Linked DNA regions of Homo sapiens: all the other regions are linked to region 2. A link is an interaction called in ENCODE POLR2A ChIA-PET data of the cell type or tissue named here. Cell type or tissue: PC-3. All regions are shown on one strand. Each heading gives the region's core, and the rest is flanking DNA. Links, peaks and the distances in the headings are about the cores only. Region 1 overlaps YWHAQ (tyrosine 3-monooxygenase/tryptophan 5-monooxygenase activation protein theta). Region 2 overlaps LOC105373418 (a long non-coding RNA gene). Region 3 overlaps ITGB1BP1 (integrin subunit beta 1 binding protein 1).

Region 1 (5,580 bases), core at 819-4,818, 100 kb before region 2:
CTCTACTGCTCTTTTGCAGATACTGTGGTGTGTTTTTGTTGTTTTAACCAATTGAAGGTTTGTAGCAACACTGAATCAAGCATGTCTATCAGAGCCAATTTCCACCAGCGTGTGCTCAACTTCATGTCTCTGTGGCACATTTTGGTAATTCTCCCAATATTTCAAACTTTTTATGATTATTTTATCTGCTATGGCAATCTGTGATCGGTGGTCATTAACGTTACTACTGTAATTGTTTTGGGGTACCAGAATGCATGCCCACACAAGATGGTAAACTTAATCGATATATGCTGTGTCTGTTCTGACTGCTCCAACAATGGGGTGCTCCCAATCTCTTCTGTCTCCTCTGGCTTACCTATTCCCTGAGACACAAAAATATTAAAATTAGACCAATTAATAACCCTACAATGGCCTTTAATTAAGTGTTCAAGTGAAAAGATGAGTTACATGTCTCTTACTTACAAAAGCTAGAAATAATTAAACTTAGTGAGGAAGGCATGTCGAAAGCCAAGACAAGCTAAAGCTGGGCCTCTTGTACCAAACAGCAATGTCGTAAGTGCAAAGAAAGAGCTCTTGAAGGAAATTAAAAGTGCTACCCCAGTGAACACACAAATGATAAGAAAGCAAAACAGACTTATTGATGATATGGAGAAAACTTTATGTGGTCTGAATAGAAGCTGAGGCCAGCCACAACATTCCTTTAAATCAAAGCCTAATCCAGAGCAAGGCCTTAATTCTCTTCAATTCAGTGAAGGCTGAGAGAAGTAAGGAAGCTGCATAAGAAAAATTTGAAGCTAGGAGAGGTTGATTCATGAGGTTGACCGAAAGAAGTCACCTCCAGAACATAAAAGTACAAGCTGAAGGTACAAGTGCGAATGTAGAGCTGCAGTAAGTTATCCAGAAGATCTAGCTAATATCACTGATGAATGAAGATGGCTACACAAAATACCATATTTCCAATGTAGAGGAAACAGCCTCATACCAGAAGATGCCATCAAGTACTTTCATAGGAGGTCAGTATCTGGCTTTAAAGGAAGGCTGACTCTTCAGAGCTAATTGCAGCTGGTGACTTTAAGATGAAGCCAATGCTCATTTAGCATTCCAAAAATCCTAGGGTCCTTAAGAATTATGCTAAATCTACTCTGCCTGCACTCTACAAATGGAACAACCAACCAAGCCTGGATGACGGCATCTGTTTACAAAATGCTTCACTGAATATTTTAAGTCCATTGTTGAGACCTACTGCTCAGAAAAAAAAGATTCCTTTCAAATTATAATTGCTCATTGACAATGCAGCACCTGTTTACCAAAGAGCTCTGAGGGAGATGTACAAGATTAATGCTGTTTTCATGCCTGCTCACATAAAACAACATCCATTCTGCAGCCCATAGATCAAGGAGTAATTTCAACTTTCAAGTGGAATTATTTAAGAAATACATTTCGTAAGGCCATAGCTGTCATAGACAGTGGTTCTTCTGACAGATCTGGGAAAATAAATTGAAAACCACCTAGAAAGGATTCACCATTCTAGATGCCATTAAGAAGATTTGTGATTCATGGGAAGAAGTCAAAATATTAACATTAACAACAGTTTGGAAGAAGCTGATTTCTACTCTCATGAATGACTTTGAGGACTTTTAAGATTTCAGTGGAAATCTTCCACCTGCAGATGTGGTAGAAACAGGAAGAGAAATACTAGAATTAGAAATGGAGCCTGAAGATGTGACTGAATTGCTGCAAACTCATGTTAAAACTTGAACAGATGAGAACTTGCTTCTCATGGATGAGCAAAGAAAGTGGTTTCTTGAGAAGGATCTACTTCTGGTGAAGATGCCATTAACACCGTTGAAATGACAACAAAGGACTGAAAACACTGCATAAACTTAGTTGATAGAGCAGTGGCAGGGTTTGAGAGGATTGCCTCTGATTTTGAAAGAAATTCTATTCTAGCTGAGATGGCATCAAACAGCATCACATGCTATAGAAAAATCGTTTGAGGGCCGGGTGTGGTGACTCATGCCTATAATCCCAGCACTTGAGAGGCCCAAGCGGGCAGATCACCTGAGGTCAGGAGTTCAAGACCAGCCTGACCAACATGGAGAAACCCCATCTCTACTAAAAATACAAAATTAGTTGGGTGTGGTGGTGCATGCCTGTAATCCCAGCTACTTGGGAGGCTAAAGAAGGAGAATTGATTGAACCCGGGAGGCAGAGGTTGTGGTGAGCCGAGGTCGCGCCATTGCACTCCAGCCTGGGCAACAAGAGCGAAACTCTGTCTCAAAAAAAAAGAAAAAAGAAAAAAGAAAAATCTTTTGTGAAAGGAAGCACAAACTGATGCAGCAAACTTCACTGTTGTCTTATTTTAAGCAATTGCCACGGCCACCCCCAACCAGTCAGCAACCATCAACATGGAGGCAAGACCCTCCACCAGCAAAAAGATAAGGACTTCTAAAGGCTTAGATGATCGATTTCTTGGCAATTAAGTATTTTCTATTTAAGGTACATACGCTGGTTTTTAGACAAAATGCTATTGTGCACTTAACAGACTACAGTATAGTGTAAGCATGACTTTTATACACTGTAGGGAACCAAAAATTTCTGTGACTTGCTTTATTGAGATAATTCACTCAATTGTGGTGGTCTACAACCAAATCTGCAATTATTAATGCTATTTATTTTCATTCTTAGAAATATCCCACTTTGGAAGACATTGTGTGGTCATCCTGTAGATAAGACATTAATATTATAATTCAGGCCGGTCATGGTGGCTCAAGCCTGTAATCCCAGCACTTTGGGAAGCCATGGTGGGTGGATCACCTGAAGTCAAGGGTTTGAGACCAGCCTGGCCAACATGGTGAAACCCCGTCTCTACTAATAATACAAAAATTAGCTGGGTGTGGTGGCGCACGCCTGTAATCCCAGCTACTCGGGAGGCTGAGGCAGAACTGCTTGAACCCAGGAGGCAGAGGTTGCAGTGAGCAGTGAGCCAGAATTGCACCACTGCATTCCAGCCTGGACAACAAGAGTGAAACTCCACCTCAAAAAAACAAACAAACAAAAAATATTATAATTCAAAATTATTACTTCAATACTTAAAAGGTAAAAAATGAATCATCCTGGTGTACCATTTAACGTTCATATAAAAGGTAATAAAACTTCCTTAGGCATACACTGAGAACCACACACGTGATGCCATCCATAACTAAGAGCAGTTCTTAAGATTGTTTTTTTTTTTTTGAGACAGAATCTCACTCTGTCACCCAGGTTGGAGTGCAGTGGTGTGATCTTAGCTCATTGCAACCTCTGCCTCCCGGGTTCAAGCGATTCTCCGGCCTCAGCCTCCTGTGTAGCTGGGATTACAGGTACTCACCACCTTGCTCGGCTAATTTCTTTTTGTATTTTTAGCAGACGGGGTTTTGCTGTGTTGGCCAGGGTGGTCTCGATCTCCTGACCTCAGATGATTTGCCTGCCTCGGCCTCCCAAAGTGCTGGGATTACAGGCATGAGCCACCATGCCTGGCTGGTTCTTAAGATTAATAAAAACAAAAAGTTGTCTATATATCAAATGAACAGATACTAATTCAGACAACGAACCATAATATTAACCTCAGTAATGCCAAAAAATAAAGCAACTTTAGTAATGATACATTAGAGCTTTTAATTTGTAAATATCCTTTCCCTCCTCCTCTATTCACTTATCCTTTAATATAATAACTCCTGGCCAGGTGTGGTGGCTCATGCCTAAAATTCCGGCACTTTGGGAGGCCAAGGAATGAGGATCACTTGTAGCCAGGAGTTCCAGATTAGTCTGGGCAGCTAAGCATGATCTTGTCTCTACCAAAAATTAAAAAATTAGCCAGGCATGGTGCCTCATGCCTGTAAGTCCCAGCTACTTAGGAGGGTTGTTTGTACCCAGATGTTCAAGGCTGCAGTGACCTATGATCACACCACTGCACTCCAGCCTGGGTGACAGAGCAAGACCCTGTCTCAATAAATAAATAAATAAAAATAAGTCCTTTAATAACATTTTATGCCTCCTTAACTAAGTTAAAATGAAACTAGTAGCTAATAATACACCTACGCACATTTTTTTTTTAAACAGCTACTCCTGAGTAGCTAGGAGTACAGGTGAGTCCCACCACCCAGCTGTCTCCCCCAGCCTGGAACGGAGTGCAGTGCAGTGATCACAGCTTACTGCATCCTTGAACTCCTGGACTCAAGGGATCCTCCCACCTTAGCCCTACTATAGGCACAGGCTACCACGCCCAGCTAATTGTTTTTATATTTTGGAGAGACAGGGTCTCATCATCTTGCACAGACTGGTAACTCCTAGGCTCAAGTGGTCCTCCTGCCTCAGCCTCCCAAAATGCTGGGATTACAGGTGTGAACCACCATGCCTAATTTAAAAAAAAAAAAAAAAAAAAAAAAAAAAAAAAAATATATATATATATATATATATATATATATATATATATATAGTAGGGACACAGTCTTGCTATGTTGCCTAGGCTGGTCTTGAACTTCTGGCCTCAAGTGATCCTCCTGCTTCGGCCTCCCCAAGTGTTGAACTTACAGGCATAAGCCACCTCACCTGACTGAGGAACACTTTTAAAATGTACATTTATCTCCTAAGGTATAAGGAACAAAGTAATTTTTAATAAAACAGTATTTTCAATAGGTAAACATTCATATAGCTAAAGTATAAACACAACGTAGTCAGATATCTGCCTCTAAGAATCAACAACAACAAACAACCTTCAAATACAGACTTACAATCTGTTCAAATATCATGAATGGCCTGACCAGTCAAGTTACAAGCAAAACAAAGTACAATTCTCCCTTGAATTTTTTTTTTTTTTTTTGAGCTGGAGTCTCGCTCTGTTGCCCGGGCTGAAGTGCAGTGACACGATCTCAGCTCACTGCAACCCCAACTTCCCAGGTTCAAGCAATTCTTGAGCCTCAGCCTCCCGAGTAACTGGGATTACAGGCACGCATAATCATGCCTGGCTAATTTTTCTAATTTTTTTTTAGAAGAGACGGGGTTTCTCCATGTTGGCCAGGCTGGTCTCAAACTCCTGACCTCAGATGATCCTCCTGCCTCAGCCTCCCAAAGTGCTGTGATTACGGGCATGAGCCACCATGCCTGGCTTTCCTTGATTTTTACACAGTAGATGCATTCCTGGTTAATTCTGTATGTTATTAAAACCATAAAATAGGCCAGGCATGGTGGCTCACACCTGGTAATCCCAACACTTCGGGAGGCTGAGGCAGATGGATCATTCGCGGTCAGGAGTTCGAGAGCAGCCTGGCTAGCATGGTGAAACTCCCCTCTATTAAAAATACTAAAAAACTAGCTGGGCGTGGTGGTGTACACCTGTAATCCCAGCTACTTGGGAGGCTGAGGCAAGGGAATCTCTTTAACCCAGGAGGAGGAGGTCACAGTGAGCTGAGATCACGCCACTGCACTCCAGCCTGGACGACAGAGTGACACTCCATCTCAACAACAACAAAACCCATAAACTAAAACTTTGTCTTTAAATGTAAAGCCAAATTAGGCTTTGGCCTCAGATAGCTCCTCTAA
Region 2 (5,580 bases), core at 992-4,991:
TTTTCTAAAATAAGGTTTGTGGACTACTTAGAACAGAATAACTTTAAGTGTGTTTTAAAAACACAGATTCCTGGGTTCCTCTCCAGACCTGCTGAAACTTGCACTTCCCTTGTGCTTCCTCATGCTTGGCAATCTCTGTTCTGTTTTACATCTTATCTACCTTGCCCATCTTTATAACTCAATCTAAAATCTCAATGCTGGGCTAATGGTAGGGCCTCAATATGTCCTTGATTACTACAACTCGCTGCCTAGACTGGGAACTACCTTTGCTGCCATCTTGGTTTCTTCGAGGGTCAGTCCTCTTGTCTTCAATATGTGTAGTGATTCCCCCAAAATAGAAGACAGCTCAGGTCAGAGAAAAAGCCTGGGCATCTATGAGGATGAGTGGGAAATAGGGAGTCTGGAAAAGGAGAGTTTTGGATCATGGACCCTCAGAGGCTCCTTCCCAGTCTGGAATCCTGAGACTCTAGTTTCCACTGAGGGAACTGATTCCACTGTGCTAGTTCACATCACCTCCTCTGTTTGTCAACTCCCAGCTTCCATTTCCAGTTTATTCCTTTCTCTTCATTACTACCTATGTGACAGACTGGTGCTGTGAGATTAGTGTGTTTCATGCGCATCCATTCTTTGTTACATCTTGAGATCTACTCTTATTTGTGCTCGCATAACCCTAGTCTATCCCCCGAACTACTGTCTGGAATCCCTCTGCAGGACCATTTCACAATTTATTTATGCCTTCTCCTATTGATGGTTATGTACATGGTTTCCAGTTCTTCCCTATTACAGACAACACTGTGATCACCCCCTCATACCTGTTGCCTTGTGTACTCAGGTACAAGCATTTATCTAAACACCTAGAAGGAGCCTTGCTGGGTTACACTTGCAGTTTCCCTAGATACTGCTGAATTGCCCTCCAAAATGATGGTGTCAATTTACACTCCCATCCATTGTATATGGGAAGACCCATTTCCCTCAACCTTTCCAACACTTGATGTTGTTAGACTTTGTTTTGCTAATCTGATGGGTGACCGTGGTATCTTGTTGTAATTTGCCTGTTTCTGATTCCTAATTCTGTTGAGTAAACCCATTTGGGTTTCTTCTACTGTAAATTACCTAGTCATATATTTTGCCCATTTGTCTGTTCCTTGTTATTTTATGGGAGTTCTTTAAACATCCTTGATACCAATCCTTTGTCTATCATGTTTTGCATATATTTTCCTCCAATCAATACTTATGTTTTAATTTTGTCTATGGTGTCTTTTATCGGTGACTTTTGAACAGGGGAGTTACACAGGGTTGAATTTTGAAAGACCTCTCTCTTAAACCAGAAGTGTATTGATAGAGCATATATAGATCCACAGAGCAATAAAACAGAGAAAAGACCTGTGCATATATGGGAACTGAGTTTACGATAGAATGGCATCATACATCAGAGAGGAAAGGACATACTATTTGATAAATGGTATTGAAGCAATTAGCTATTTATATGAAGTTTTAAATTCTGATGTGGTCAAATTTGATAATTTTTTTAGCCTATAATTTTTGCTTCTGGTGTCTGATTTAAGTATATTTTGTCTATGCCAATGTCATAAATATTGTCTTCAATGGATGTAGTGATTCCCCCAAAATAGAAGACAGCTCAGGTCAGAGAAAAAGCCTTGTAGTGAAACTACAAGTCTATGCTTGATTTAAATTTTCTTCTAATTATTTTACAGTATTTTTGTCACATTTAGGTCTTGAATTTATTTTTGGATATGGTGTGAGGGAGGGATATAATTATACATTATTTCATATAGATAACTAATTGCTTCAATACCATTTATTGAATAGTATGTCCTTTCCTCTCTGATGTATGACGCCATTCTGTCATAAATCCAGTTCCTATATATGCATGCGTATTTTCCTGAACTCGATTCTGTTTTACTGCTCTGTAGGTCTATATATGCACGATCAATACACTTCTGGTTTAAGAGAGTGGTCTTTCTAAATTCAATCCTGTGTAACTCCTCTGTTAAAAAGTTATCAAAGTGTTCAGTCAAATGGTCCTTTATCATCTAATCCCTGCCTATTTTTGGCCATCTTCTCTCTCCTGTCTTTCCCCAAGTCCCTGTGGCACTATCAAAATCATTTACCCTAGGCTTTATCTCAGTTGATCTACTTGCTGTCCTTCCAACCCATGCTGAGGTTTTGCCTTCCTGCCTTTGTACACATTGTTCTCTCTGCCTGGAATGCCTTTCCTACTCATTTCTTGTCTGATGAAGTTTAACCGAAATGCTTTTTCAACACCTTTCCCAACCCCCCAGTTGGGGTTCTCCTAGGTGCTCCCCAGCACTTTGCTCATCTCTACCATGGCTCTCCAGATGTTCTACTCACCTAATTTAGGACTCTAGTCAGGCTCCTCCACCCGATAGGCTAGGAGAGCTTCCCAAGGGCAGGAGTGCATCTAATACATTTCCATGTCTGCCTTCCCCTAGTCACCCACCCCAGTTGACCTAACTTGTGTCTGGCATGGAGCCAGGCAATAATAGCTGCATCCACTGAATACTGACTATCTGCCATCTACTCTCCTATTTCATACTTATGGCAACCTTTGAATGTGGTAGAATAATTCCCATTCTTCAGATGAGAACATTGAGGCTCAGAGCGGCGATGTAGCCTGCAAGGGCACATAACTGGAAGCATCACAGCTGAGATCCAGACCCCAGTCTTTCTGACTTTAGAGCCCATGCTCTCCCACTACAGTCTACACTGGGGCTCAGTAAACATTTACTGAGTGAAAGAATAAATACGTGCAGAACCCAGCCAACAGAGAGCATCCCCGGAGGTGGGGCCAGGGCCCCAGGCACTCAGAGGAGGCAGGCCTCTGGCAGTAGCTAAGCAGATTCCCGTCTCAGATGTCAGCCCTGCCCACCCTTCTGTGCCCCCCCACCCCCCTGGTTGGTGTTTGTGGGACAGTTTCCACTGTGTTGCCTGGGAAACGAGGCATCCTGCCACCACCACTCCCCACCTCCGGGCTGCCAACACCTACCACGCCCGGCTTGGGGGTTTTGGCTGGTTTCCCTTGTGTCCTAGTCAGCTTGAGAAACCCTCGGATGCACTCGCCACTTTTACAGTGTGGCTTTGCTCATCTGGGTGGGAGGTACTGCCTGGGGTGAGCTCATCACCTCTGGTTCCTCAGTGCCACCCACTGATGTCTCTTGGCACTGAGTTCTTACAACTTGTTCCAGGGGATATTTGGTGGTTGATGGTCACCACCCATGTGTCATGGTCCCTGAGCATCCCCCGCCACCCCACTGCTCCCTATTTTGGCAGTTACTGTCACCCTCTAGGGATGCAGGGATGCAGTTTACCTATCTAGAGTGCGGTGATCAGGTGGGGAAGTACAAATGGCAATTGACAGCTAGAGAGCTTGAAACCCTCCCACTTGGCTCTGCTCACCCTGGACTCTGGGAGACCTCAGCTGCCCAGCAGTGGAGGCTGGGGCAGCAGAGGGGCCAGACCTGGGAGCCCAGAAGCCTGGATCTGAGTCTGACTCACTGCTAGCCTTTGACCTTTGGAGGCTTGGGCAAGCTGAGGAACTTCTCTGGTCTTAATCTCCACCCCCTGCTGGAGTAGGTGAGGTCAATGAGTGAGCGCATGTAACTTCCTCTTGGTAAGCCCTGGGTTCCTGGAGACAGGAGAGGGAGGGTGGTTTTCCAGGGGCATTTGTTGACATTTCTAGAGAATATCTGAGGCTTCGACAAAATCAGACCTCAGAAATGTGGGCCTGCCTTGCTGTTGTGGGGGATGGTGGCTGGAAAGTGGGGAGGGAGATGAGACCCCAGCTTTCTCTGGCTGTGGCCTGGGCAAGGCCCCCTACTCCCTGCCCGTGCTCCCTGTCTGTCCAGTAGCAGGCTCATGTGTGACTCTCTAGGGTACATGGCTATGTATATTCCTAAATCAAATTAAATCCCATTCCCGGCTGGGTGCAGGGGTTCACGCCTGTAATCCCAGCACTTTGGGAGGCCAAGGCAGGTGGATCACGAGGTCAGGAGATCGAGACTGTCCTGGCTAACACTGTGAAACCCTGTCTCTACTAAAAATACAAAAAAAAGCCAGGCGTAGTGGTGGGCGCCTGGAGTCCCAGCTACTCAGGAGGCTGAGGCAGGAGAATGGCGTGAACCCGGGAGGCGGAGCTTGCAGTGAGCCGAGATCACACCAATGCACTCCAGCCTGGGCAACAGAGCGAGACTCCGTCTCAAAAACCAAAAAAAAAAAAAAAAAAAATCAAATTCCTGCCCCCTACATCCTGCCATTTGGGGGACTTGTAGTATCAGTTATTCCTTGGTTCTTCCCTTCCCTATACCCCCTGTAATGTGCAAAATCCAAGCTGGTTCCTGCTAAGACACCCACTGCCCCAGCTCCAACCTCAGGCCCTGAGGAGAACTTGCTGCTTCTGAGCCTGTAGCCTGGGGCCTGGGGGTGATTGATGACCAGAGACCCTGGACCCTGAGCCCAGCCTCCCCTCCTCAGCATCATTGTCATCAGGCAGGTTGAGGACCTGCCAGTCATATGGCCTGATTGGCTCTTCACCTGCTCCCTAGGCGCCTGAAGCCCCCTCCCCTCCGCTCCAGAAGACATAGCACATGGGCTCCCCAGCTCATTCAGGCTGTTAAGGAAACAAAGGTCAGGGAGGAGCGAGGCTGTAATGCAACCTTCTGTGGCATAGGACAGAGCCTGGCTCTTCTGATGGGGGCAGCAGGTAGGGATAAAGCAAGGGAGAAAACCGCTTTTTCCACGTCCTTACATCTAGAGCCTCTTTCCATGAGGACACCCCATAGCCATGGGATGCAGAGAGCAACAGTTTACTTCCTCCACTTTTTAGCCGAATGAGTTCACCAGCCTCAGCTTCACCAGATGTCAAACGGGGATGATGGTCAGGCCAACAGGCTAACTCGGTGGGGTGCTGATATGGTTTAGCTGTGTCCCCACCCAAATCTCATCTGGAATTGTAGCTCACATAATTCCCATATGTCGTGGGAAATACCCAATGGAAAGTGATTGAATCAGGGGGGCGAGTCTTTCCTGTGCTGTTCTCGTGATAGTGAATAGATCTCACAAGATCTGGTGGTTTTATAAAGAGCAGTTCCTCTGCACATGCGTCTTGCCTGCCGCAATGTAAAGCATGCCTTTGCTTCTCCTTTGCCTTCTGCCATGAGTGTGAGGCCTCCCCAGCCATGTGGAACTGTGAGTCCATTAAATCTCTTTCCTTAATAAATTACCCAGTCTCGGGTATGTCTTTATTAGCAGTGTGAGAACAGACTAATACAGGTGCTATTTGGCATTTTGAGTGGGATAATTTTAAAATTGTGCATCTTACCCATTTCGAAATATTTAGCATGGGTACTAAATATCAGTAACACCCCCGGTCACTATGACACCAAAACTAAAAAATTAAATGCCCTCACATAGCTCCAAATGCCTCCTAAGGTAAGGGCAGTACTATCCCCAGGTAAGAATCGCTTTAAAAAAAATTTATATTGGCCGGGTGCGGTGGCTCACGCCTGTAATCCCAGCAATTCGGGAGGCCGAGGTGGGCAG
Region 3 (5,457 bases), core at 1,458-5,457, 290 kb before region 2:
TCTTAGTTATTTGCTCCTTGCAAATTAAAAAAGCAACTAAGAGAAAGAAAAACATTGTAGATATCTATTTATATTTAAAGTTTATGTTTCATGAACTGCAGCTGCAGGATTCTGGCATTTTGCATGCCATTCTCCATCAGATCTGGGATGATGGCTCAGAACATGTACACAGACTAAGAGTAACTGTGTGATCTGTTAAGGGGTGGATAACATAATATGCAGCTTAGGATGCTATTTTGAGATGTATGATATTCAGTTCATTCACCTGATTACTTTGGTTGCAGCACAACTGTATATATTGTATAACCGAAATTGATTATTTTCATTGTCCTTAATGCAGTGATTTATAATTAGAGCATGTTTAATAAGTTTACTCTTCTTGTTAACTAGTCATTTGACTGGAAAAAAATAAAATACTTTTAAATGGACATGGTTTTATTTTTAATGTTTTTAATCTTTAAAGTTTTGTATATTGACAGTCCTTTAAAAAAAGTACACTATCATACTGTACATGGGATCTTTACATACTTTTAGCATGAGCGGTAATCTTTTAAGGTTCTCTTAACTCTAGGAATTGTGGTTGGCCAGCATGTTATCTTGACCAGACACTTCTGAAAATCTGCTTTGTGTGTCTTAAGTTGGCAATGTCACTGTTCCAGACCAGCATGAATCCTGGTCTCCAGTCCACACCTCTGCCGGACAGAGGTCCATGCCAGTGATACCATGACTGGGAAGCCACCACTGAGCCCATGTCCTCAGTCTTCCTCAGGCCTTCAGTGTGTGTCACTGAGTGGACCTCTGTGACATCTCGTCTTCCTCAGGCCTTCAGTGTGTGTTTGTCACTGAGTGGACCTCTGTGACATCTCGTCTTCCTCAGGCCTTCAGTGTGTGTTTGTCACTGAGTGGACCTCTGTGACATCTAGTCTTCCTCAGGCCTTCAGTGTGTGTTTGTCACTGAGTGGACCTCTGTGACATCTCGTCTTCCTCAGGCCTTCAGTGTGTGTTTGTCACTGAGTGGACCTCTGTGACATCTCGTCTTCCTCAGGCCTTCAGTGTGTGTTTGTCACTGAGTGGACCTCTGTGACATCTAGTCTTCCTCAGGCCTTCAGTGTGTGTTTGTCACTGAGTGGACCTCTGTGACATCTCGTCTTCCTCAGGCCTTCAGTGTGTGTTTGTCACTGAGTGGACCTCTGTGACATCTAGTCTTCCTCAGGCCTTCAGTGTGTGTTTGTCACTGAGTGGACCTCTGTGACATCTCGTCTTCCTCAGGCCTTCAGTGTGTGTTTGTCACTGAGTGGACCTCTGTGACACCTAGGCTTCTGTGACACTTAGGTTAAGCTTATTAGAAGTTGAAAAAGACAAATGAAGTTTTTTAGCCCAGAAAATAGATGACTTCATTGAGAGTTAACTCACTGTGTAATAGGACACATTTTAATAAACAAATGATCAGCATTTTACACAATCCATTTTCTTCAGAAAATCTAGAGCAAGGGATAACTTCATTATTTGCATAACATTTCAGCATTGCAGTTTGAAAACAGCTGAACTTTCAGATGAAGTTGACTTCTACTTGATTGCAGGATTCAGGGTTTCTCAGATGTTAATACAGAGTCAAAAGCGGTGGATAAAACCTTGCAAATGGCTTGTGCTTGTTCCTACATTACATGAAAGATAGAGTAAGAGCAACATTCATCTGTCTCTTCGTGAACTTAATTTGGCTAGCAGAGGCACACACCTGACCCTCTTAAGACCTCTCCTAAGCAAGCCGACCACACATGCCTGCCTGGGTCAGTGGAACCCATACTATGAGCTTCCCTGCACGTGGGCCCTTTCTGCCCTCCTTCAGAGGAAAGCAAACAGCGACTGCAGCCTGCAAAGGCTGATCACGCAGTCTAGGAGGGCAACAACGTTCGGAAATGGAAGAAGCCTTCGGCCCCTGGAGGATACATTTTTCCTCAGCTGCTTTGTTTACCTTTTAAATCCCGGCACAAGCGAGTGCTGCCACTGGCCCTAACAAATATTTCACAAACCTGCACTGTCTTGCCAGCCGGCTGACCTCCGGCCTAATATTCATTCACTATCCCCAGGCCAAGATATTCCATATATAATGGATTGTATTTCTTCAGCCTTCAAAAACAGTAGTCCCTGGGTGTTGCGACTTGATGGGCAAGCAGCTAACCAAAGTAACGAAGTCTCACCAGGCTGTTGCACTGATAAACCCACAGGCTGTATTCCTCATTGCTTGCATCTGTGGTCTTCAGAGCCAGTAAGCTTTTTCCCGCCCCCAGACCGTCATCGTAACACACCATCCGGATTATTAAGTAGAGAGCATGCCTGTGCAAAACATCCTGCAGAAGTCAGGAAAGATTCCGAGAGATCAGGACTCTCAAATGTTTGTCAGTCCTGATGACACACCCTCCCAGGCAGAGTGAGGCTTGAAACAGCATATCCATAGGTTTCTCACCCCAAGGGATGTCCTGTATGCTCAGTCTCGGGCAATGCCTTCAGATCCCAGCAAGCCAGGAGTGCAGTGATCTAAACTGACTATCCCAGTGTCTGTGCCCACCGTCCAAGCTGACAGCTGCTCTTAATTGATGAGGGGCCCTTAGTTGAAAATGCATTCGGAGCCATCTGTGTGTTTGGGGGTGGGGGGGGCAGGTTGCATGGGCCCTTCCAACACAGGAGAGAAAAGGAAGCCCCTATTCACCTTAAGAAATTGGTCACGTTTAAGACCAACTGCCAGGAATGTTTACAAACCAATCACTCTGCAAACAGGAGTGGCCCTAATTATAAGGGGGCTCTTAATGGCCTGAATTCCCTGTTATCTAAAACATAGTTTTCTTAATAAATTATATTACTTACATATTGATCTGATGTTGATACTTTTATGCCATACTTGGAAACTCCCATAATAAATTCTTCCTCCGGAGGAACAAAAGGCAACTTTCCATCTTGCTTTAAAGTAAAAATAAATTCCATGATAAAGATTAAAATTACATAATAGTCTTAAGTCTGACTAGTCACTTTGAGTATCTGGCCATCGCAAGCCCAAACCCTTTAAAGAATGTGGGGTACACATTAGCCAGGCAAGAGTCTCTCTCCCAGAGGCAGAAGAAACATTTCCCCCCATTTACAAAAAGGTTATTTTTATTTTTGAGACAGAGTCTCACTCTGTCGCCCAGGCTATAGTGCAGTGGCATGATCTCAGCTCGTTGCAACGTCTGCCTCCTTGGTTCAAGTGAGCACATCCGGCTAATTTTCGTATTTTTAGTACAGATGGGGTTTCATCATGTTGGCCAGGCTGGTCTCGAACTCCTGACCTTAAGTGATCCACCCACCATAACCTCCCAAAGTGCAGGGATTACAGGCATGAGCCACCATGTGGGCCAATTTATTTATTTTTAAATCGAGGTGGGATCTCACTATGTTGCCTTAGGCTGGTCTTGAACTCTTCTTGGCCTCAGGTAACTCTCCCAAGTTGGCCTCCCAAAGTGCTGGCATTACAGGCATGAGCCACTGTGCCCAGCCGCATTTTTACAGCCCACAACTCTGAGCAAAATTCACATCCATCCCTTTCATGCATATTGTTTGTCTTGGAGTTAATCCTAATTACACACTGAGCTGCTTCTCACAAAACCTGCTGATGTTAAAATACCTACATGAGAAAAATGAAGATCTTCATTTCCACAGCATAGACCAGTGTTAGCGTGTGGGATGATCAGGAAGCAGAGCCCACATATCCTGCCCAGATGGGAAGGCGTGTCTGGTGATGCCACGCCTCAGGGCTTCGGGCTGGCAAGTGCTGCTGATGAGCAGTTACTCCACTCACAAAAACATGAATTGGGGTTTTCAGCTACTCAGGAACCGCAGATAATCCCTGACAGCTTCCCTGGCGGACGATCCGGTCTCGGCTCCCAGACCGGAATACCACCTACTTCGTCTTCCCTAACGTAAGACGCTGTTGGCAACCTATGGATGTTCTGTACTGTCAATGGTTTTGTGGAACCACTCGCCCACATTAAAGACATTACAGTAAATAAGCTGCATCCCAATACCTTACTTCTTGGGTCCTCACAATGTTACAGTACCCGCTTGCCAATCGCTTCCCACAGTGGGTTTAAAGCAATTCCAAGAACCACGGTATGGGATAATAGTCAAGCTATTGTCAATACTGGAATTTTAGCAAGCAAAAATTCTATGGTGATATGAGAAATTTAGTAGTCCTTATAGGAATGAAAATAATGCTAGTGTATTTTTGAGGGGAAGAATTATTAATCTTTCAGTACAACACTTAGACTGGTTGTAGCTTTTATGGTTAAGACCACACTGAACGTTGCGGCTCGTTCTTGGAACTACAACTTTAAGCGAAATCACGCATATAACAAAACCATTTTTTTTTCTCATCAACATCATAAAACATTATAACAAAATGACCTTGAAAAACGAGTTACTTGGAGGAACTAATCTAGGTGGTTTTCCAAGAACCAATCAATGAGGTTACGTGAGGACTTAATGTAGTTTGTTGGAATGACTTTATATTCCCAACTAAATGCTGGAAAGTAATTATACTTGTCCAAACTACCGTGAGTTCTTTTTTTTTTTTTTTTTTTTGAGACGGAGTTCTGCTCTTGTTGCCCAGGCTGGAGTGCAATGGCGCGATCTCGGCTCACTGCAACCTCCACCTCCTGGGTTCAAGCGATTCTCCTGCCTCAGTCTCCCGAGTAGCTGGGATTACAGGCATGCGCCACCACACCCAACTAATTTTTTTGTATTTTTAGTAGAGATGGAGTTTCACCGTGTTAGCCAGGATGGTCTCTATCTCCTGACCTCATGATTCACCCACCTCGGCCTCCCAAAGTGCTGGAATTATAGGCCTGAGCCACCGCGCCCAGCCCGAGTTCTCTCTTAAATGGCAATTTAGATTCACTGATGTCCTTCAGACAGAAGTATCTTCCTTTACTTTCATAAAGATATGAAACTTCATTTCAGGTTTTTTTTGAGACAGTCTTACTGTTCTGTCACCCAGGCTGGAGTGCAGTGGTACAATGATGGCTCACTGCAACTTTGACTTCCTGGGCTCAAGGAATCCCCCTGCCTTGGCCTTCTGAGTATCTGGGACTACCAGTGCATAACACCACACTCAGCTGATTTTTTAAAATGTTTTGTAGAGATGGGGGTCTTGCCCAGGCTGGTGTTTTGTTTTGTTTGAGACAGTCTCACTGTGTCACCCAGGGCTGGAGTGCAGTGGCACAATCTTGGCTCACTGCAGCCTCTGCCTCCTGAGTTCAAGCAAGCAGTTCAACCTCAGCCTCCCGAGTAGCTGGGATTATAGGCATGCACCACCACACCCAGCTAATTTTTGTATTTTTAGTAGAGACAGGGTTTTGCCATATTGGCCAGGCTGGTCTTGAACTCTTGGCCTCAAGTGATCTGCCCCCCTTGGCCTCCCAAAGTGCT

The links. ChIA-PET counts read pairs that join two places held together with the same protein. Peaks named below come from ENCODE experiments on the same cell type or tissue, not always from the same donor. Only the 100,000 strongest peaks of a DNase experiment are listed, where the experiment ranks them.
Region 1: POLR2A ChIA-PET joins it to region 2 with 8 read pairs; 8 of 35 experiments call an interaction of 5 or more read pairs at or near these places.
Region 3: POLR2A ChIA-PET joins it to region 2 with 5 read pairs; 1 of 35 experiments calls an interaction of 5 or more read pairs at or near these places.

The regions. Positions count from the first base shown.
Region 1 is chr2:9,598,427-9,604,006 of GRCh38, forward strand. All of the region lies in intron 2 of YWHAQ (tyrosine 3-monooxygenase/tryptophan 5-monooxygenase activation protein theta), which reads right to left. Among named protein-coding and RNA genes, the nearest start is that of YWHAQ, 30 kb to the right of the region's middle. In PC-3, for the core only: no CTCF peak of the experiment used is centred there; no DNase peak of the experiment used is centred there.
Region 2 is chr2:9,700,307-9,705,886 of GRCh38, forward strand. The region is part of intron 3 of LOC105373418 (a long non-coding RNA gene); the gene reads left to right. Among named protein-coding and RNA genes, the nearest start is that of YWHAQ, 72 kb to the left of the region's middle. In PC-3, for the core only: a CTCF peak has its summit at 3,223; DNase peaks (open chromatin) are centred at 3,055 and 3,605; H3K4me3 peaks cover 775 bases; H3K27ac peaks cover 2,190 bases.
Region 3 is chr2:9,405,251-9,410,707 of GRCh38, forward strand. ITGB1BP1 (integrin subunit beta 1 binding protein 1) reads right to left here. Exons shown (of 7, transcript NM_004763.5): 5 at 2,863-2,955; 6 at 2,199-2,348; 7 at 1-1,655. The coding sequence ends at 1,584. It overlaps ASAP2 (ArfGAP with SH3 domain, ankyrin repeat and PH domain 2), which reads left to right. Exons shown (of 28, transcript NM_003887.3): 28 at 1-428. Among named protein-coding and RNA genes, the nearest start is that of ITGB1BP1, 16 kb to the right of the region's middle. In PC-3, for the core only: no CTCF peak of the experiment used is centred there; no DNase peak of the experiment used is centred there; H3K27ac peaks cover 1,593 bases.